Regions from separate parts of the Homo sapiens genome. Here region 1 is linked to region 2. Evidence: chromatin contacts called from ENCODE Hi-C or POLR2A ChIA-PET data. All regions are on one chromosome and are shown on one strand. Each heading gives the region's core, a stretch centred on a gene start or an enhancer-like site at or near the end of the contact. The rest is flanking DNA. Distances are from core to core; before and after follow the strand shown.

Evidence for each region. Hi-C counts contacts between places; a loop is a spot of excess contacts on that map. ChIA-PET counts read pairs that join two places held with the same protein, here RNA polymerase II (POLR2A). Pooled maps may share reads with other maps.
Region 1: a pooled map shows a loop between it and region 2 (3-fold over the local background). The contact joins two enhancer-like sites. A Hi-C loop is called at or near these places in 2 of 50 pooled maps. POLR2A ChIA-PET finds 5 or more read pairs at or near these places in 3 of 52 experiments (H1, HEK293T and PC-9).

What each region holds. Positions count from the first base shown.
Region 1 is chr14:102,219,869-102,222,568 of GRCh38, reverse strand. It overlaps a transcript of WDR20 not described here and a transcript of MOK not described here. Among named protein-coding and RNA genes, the nearest start is that of WDR20, 81 kb to the right of the region's middle. Within about 2 kb of position 1,413, at least 3 of the 41 ENCODE cell types and tissues checked have a DNase peak (open chromatin) inside an H3K27ac peak, as active enhancers do; they include PC-9, where a contact is called at or near this core.
Region 2 is chr14:101,946,761-101,949,460 of GRCh38, reverse strand. No RefSeq gene overlaps it. Among named protein-coding and RNA genes, the nearest start is that of DYNC1H1, 16 kb to the left of the region's middle. RefSeq lists enhancers at 886-1,075, 1,376-1,495, 1,200-1,861. Within about 2 kb of position 1,305, at least 33 of the 41 ENCODE cell types and tissues checked have a DNase peak (open chromatin) inside an H3K27ac peak, as active enhancers do; they include PC-9, where a contact is called at or near this core.

The DNA.
Region 1 (2,700 bases), core at 164-2,663, 270 kb before region 2:
CTTGGGGGAGACAGTGGTTTCTCAGCACCTGAGAACAGGTTCTTTGGAGCTTTGCTGACCCAAAGGTGCAGGTGCCTCGTGGGAGGTGTTCAGCGCCTTCAGCCAGGGTTGAGCCCAGGGCACCGCAGTTCTGGACCGCACACCCAGTCCCTCGGAGCCAGGGGTTGTCTCCAAGGATAGAGTTCAGTGGCACCTTTGAAAGGGCATTCTCTGCTGGGGGGTTCTTGCTTTGTTGGGTGGTGTGACCGTGGCACCCCCTGGCTGTAGCTGTCCACATGTGTAGGCCCCACAGGTAGAGACAGCAGGGCCCAGGCCGAGGTCGGGGGAGCCCCAGAACAAAGTAGTCTTGCCGTGAGGCTGCAGCTGGGTGTGGAGAAGGGATGTGGGGGCCAACCCACCAGGGCCAGCAGGAAGAATGGTGGGGGGCATCTGGCTCTTTAGGGCGGCTCCTGCTGAGAGGCTCACTGTCGGGGGCGGGGGCGGGGAATCTCACCCAGATTTTACAATACTGGTGTGACCTTGGGTAAACCTAAGAGGGTTTAACCTCCTACACAGCAAAGAGTACTTCCATTTCTTTGCATTTACTATTGAGCAGCAATTACATTACATCAAAGTGTGGCGTTCATTTATGAAGAACATTAAGATGGCGACAGTGCAGCCCCAAAGGTGCACATTTTCAGCTCTGGGAATACAACTTAGCTGTCATGGAAGAAGGCTTCAGCTGATGAGTACTGTTTACAAATGACAAGCCTTTAACTCAAGCTGACATTGCTACCTTCTCACATATTGGACTTGTGTGGACACAAATGAAGGTGACAATCGGAAACTGCCCTTCAGCCTCGCCCACGCCCTGCTGCCGGAAGCCTGGAAGCAAGCTGTCCCGCTCAAGTCATTTCATCCCGTTTCTTACCTTCCACCTGAAATCTGTTCACCTAGACAAGCTCAGGAAGCAAACGGAATGTGGCAGCTGCCCCTGCTCAGAGTCTATAGGAGTGCTTTTCCTCTGGGACCCCTGAAAAGGGACAGAACCCTGTTTGTACTTGTGGAGGACCCCGCAAACGCCCCATACTTCTGGCTCAAACACATCAAGCCTGTGGAGGAAAGCTGGGCAGCAGGTTCCTGACCCCACTTCTGCCGCAGACAGTCTGGAGGAAGGAAGCCTCTCACACAGGACACTCTGCCTTCATCACCACGCGCACCCTAAGAAAGTGCTTTCCACAAGCTATGTGGTGTCCAGGAAGTGACAAATCTCCAGAACCAGGAGGCACCTCCCTTCCCCCCGGCAACAGAAAAGTCATCTACTCCTGGCAGAGGGAGAAAGTGGTGGTGACCCAGCCTGGGGACAGACGGAGAGGGGCCACCCTCATCTGGCAGCCACAGAGTCTCCCTCCCCTTTCACGGAGTGCCAGGTGGAGGTGAGTGCTGCTCCAGGTAGGAGGCAGCCCCACCCACAGGAAGGTGGTGTCTCTACCAGTCCTGTGTTAAGTTTAGCTTCCCGGGAGCACGTTTAACAACTTAAAAACAAGTGACAGCCAGCCCTGTGGGAGGCTGAGGTGGGGAGATTACTTGAGCCCAGGAGTCTGAGACCAGCCTGGCCAACATGGTGAAACTCCATCTCTACTAATACAAAATTAGCCGGGTGTGGTGGCGCACGGCTGTCATCCCAGCTACTCAGGAGGCTGTGTGGCAGGAGGATGGCTTGAGCCCAGGAGATGCAGGGTGCAATGAGCCGCGATCCACTGCACTCCAGCCTGGGGGATAGAGCAAGACCCTGTCTCAAAAAATGAAAAGATAGATAATAAAAACAAGTGACATTAATTTTAATATTTTCTTTTTTTTTTTTTTTTTTGAGACGGAGTCTCACTTTGTTGTCCAGGCTGGAGTGCAGTGGCACGATCTTGGCTCACTGCAAGCTCCACCTCCTGGGTTCAAGTGATTCTCCTGCCTCAGCCTCCCAAGTACCTTGGACTACAGGCGCCTGCCACCACGCCCAGCTAACTTTTTGTAGTTTTAGTAGAGATGGGGTTTCACTGTTAGGATGGTCTTGAAGACCTCCTGACCTCGTGATCCACCTGCCTTGGCCTCCCAAAGTGCTGGGATTACAGGCGTGAGCCACCGCACCTGGCCAATTTTAATATTTTAACTGAAGATGTTTCATATAATATTCAGCAATATAAAAATTACTAATGACTTTTTTGGTAAGAAGCCTTTGAGGTGTGCTGTGTGGTTGACACGTTATGGCACTTTTCAGGTTGGACTGGCCCCAATTTACATACTTAGTGGCTGCAGGTGGCTTCTGACGGCCATGAGGGACAGCACCCTTCCTTAGACTTCCTCTCACTGAGTGTGAGGCCCCAGAGGACTCGGCTGCTTTCCATCACTCCCAGGGGAGGGCGGCTGCTGAGACGCAGAGGTGGCGCAGCCACCAGGCTGCCAGAGCCTGATGTTGAGGGACACGCTGCTTCCGCCAGCTGGTCCCTACAAAGCCGCACCCCTAGAAAGCGACCCAACGCGAGGGCTGCAGGCTTCCTATTCTCCCATTAGCACAAAACAAATGCACACTCATTCTCCAGTTTCTGCTGGCTAACGCCTTGATGCCAATTGTGGTGGCAGCTAGGAGCCAACTAGAACCACCTTCATGCCCTCCACTGTCCCACTCTCCACTGGGCCCAGCTTCCAGAGAGATCTTGAATCAACCGC
Region 2 (2,700 bases), core at 56-2,555:
TTAGCTTTTCCCTGTATCACTTATTCAACACAGCATAGATTTTGTTGAAGGCAGGGGTTTCTGCCTTCTGTTTAATGCTAGCTGCCCAGTGCCTAGAAAAGTGCCTGGCATCCAGTAGGTGTTCAATAGATATTTATAGAGTTAAATGCACTAAACTTAGGAGGCGGAAGTTGTTTTTTTTGGAGGCCTTTGCCCATTTCACTCCCTCCTTCCCGTTCCACCTTCTAGGTTTCTCATTCCCTCTGCTTCTTCTCTTTTGCTGGCTCTGGCCTGCAGCCCTCTTGCCCCTGGTGTAAAGGGCTCAAAACGCCAGACAGCTCTGCCGCCATGGGGAGGAGACCCTGACTGAGAAGCCAGGGCCCCGGCCTCCAGGGTCACCAGTACCTTGGGCAGGCCGGGGTGTCGCTGGGGCTTGGGTGACTCCACCAGGCATGGAGGGGGTGGGTACTCCCAGCTGGCTCGCCAACCTTCGCTTCTTGCCTCGCAAAGGCAACCTGGCGGAGGGTCTGTGGGTCAAGCAGAGTCCAGCTCTAGTTTCTCCCCTTCCAGGCTGTGCGCCCTCAGCCAGGCCTCTCCTCGCCTACAGGGCTCGCGGACACTTCTGACCCTCACTGAGGTCGTAAAGATTACAAGTCAGTGGTCCACAACGACTGGCGTCGGGCCCGCCGCATACCCACTATGTACGACTGGCCGCTAAGTCAGCCGAGGCCCTGGGGCTCCGCTCCACAACCCAGCCCACGGTCAGCTTTCCTGGGCTGCTCCGTCCCGCGAGGCCATCGCCCCATTCATATTCGGCAGGGCATTTCCACGCGTCCCGTCTCAGGCAAGCCCCAGAGCACCCTTTTTCGGGCAACACTGTGCCCACTTCACTGGAGAGGGAACTGAGGTCCACGTCATTGGGAGAGGAACACGTGACATATTGAGCTCTTTCCTCAGCAAGTGACCTAACCCGCCTTGCCCTCGGCCGTGAGCAGAGGGCCAGACCGGAAGTCCGCTAGCTCTGCTGTTCCGAGGCCCGCCAGTCTCCAAACCCCGGTCTTAGATCGAGGTCTCTGGCCGTTTCCCTCCGCAGCAAAACCCTTGTTCCAGGACTACACCAGACGGGTCACACGACCTAGATCGGCACGGTCACATGTCCCGCAGTCCGGTCATGTGCACCCTCGGACCAATCCCAGCGGCCAGGAAGGAGAGGCATTGTGATTGGCCCATGCCCTTCAGGGGGCGGGACTCCTGCTGAGGAGGGCCTTCCCCGTTCTCACCTCTGCGTTCCGCGTGAATCTCGCTCACTCGCGAGATTGGGCGTCTGACAGGTGCCCTTAGGTCCCACAATGCACAGGCCGGAGGCGGGGCGGTCCTGCATTGACGCAACCTCGCGCGCCGCTTGCGTCACCTCTCGGTGCCGCCCTTGAGATTGGGGCATTTCTCGCTGAGATCCTGCACTCGGCTCCAGGTATCCTGGAGGAAAGAACGAACTTCTCCTGGGCCCAGAAGTTTAGGTCCGCTGTCGTCCCCCGCCTGCCTCTAAGGCCCTCTCCTCGCGACAGCCTCTGAAACCATCGGCTCCTTCCTCATTTCTGTCACGGCCTGGCTTGCATTCCAAGCCAGGCACTCATTTCATGTTTATTGTTCCAGCTGGACTAGGGGTACTTAAACCGTGGTCCATGGCTGGGCTTCCGGGGCCGTGACCCCCTTAAATTATATGCAGTATGTAGCTTGTTGTGGGTGGCTTCTGTCACACTTAAATGCTGGGTGCCATCACAGGACTGGCAGGGCCCTACTGTGGTCGTCAGTGCGCTCTTTGTCAGCACAGAGCCTGACGCAAATGTCCAAAGGTGCTAATTAGACAGAGGCAAATATCCCAACTGTTGCCCTCTGCACACACCTCGGTCTACTCTTTTAAGACTACTTGCTGTTACCTGCACACACCTTTATTTATTTATTTATTTATTTATTTAATTTTTGAGACAGGGTCTCGCTCTGTCGCCCAGGCTGGAGTGCAGTGGCGCGATCTCGGCTCACGGGCTCAAGCGACCCTCCTGCCTCAGCCTCCCGAACAGCTGGGACTACAGGCCTGCGTCACCACGCCCGGCTAGTGGTTTTTTTCTTTTTTTTTTTTTCTTGAGACGGAGTCTTGCTCTGTCGCCCAGGCTGGAGTGCAGTGGCGCCATCTCGGCTTACTGCAACCTCCGCCTCCCAGGTTCAAGCGATTTTCCTGCCTCAGCCTCCCGAGTAGCTGGGATTATAGGCGCTCGCCACCACACCCGGCTAATTTTTGTATTTTTAGTAGAAACGGGGTTTCACCATGTTGGCCAGGCTGGTCTCGAACTCCTGACTGCCTCGGCCTCCTAAAAGTGCTGGGATTACAGGCGCGAGCCACTGCGCCCGGCCTAGTTTTTGTATTTTTTGTAGAGACGGGGTTTCGCCATGTTGCCCAGGGTGGTCTTGAATTCCTGAGCTCAAGTGATCCTCCCGCCTAGGCCTTCCAAAGTGCTGGGAGTACGTGAGCCACCGCTCCTGGCCCTGCACACAGCTTTTGATTGTACGCCTTCCTTCTGTCATCATGCTGTTCTCTCTGACCGAACAAATCTCTCTTCATCTTTCTATCAAACATCGATTGAGTTTGAGCGAGGGCGTGGAGGGGTTGAGCACAGTGCCAGGCACTGGAAGCACGTTGGTGAACAAGACAAGCCTGGGCAATGT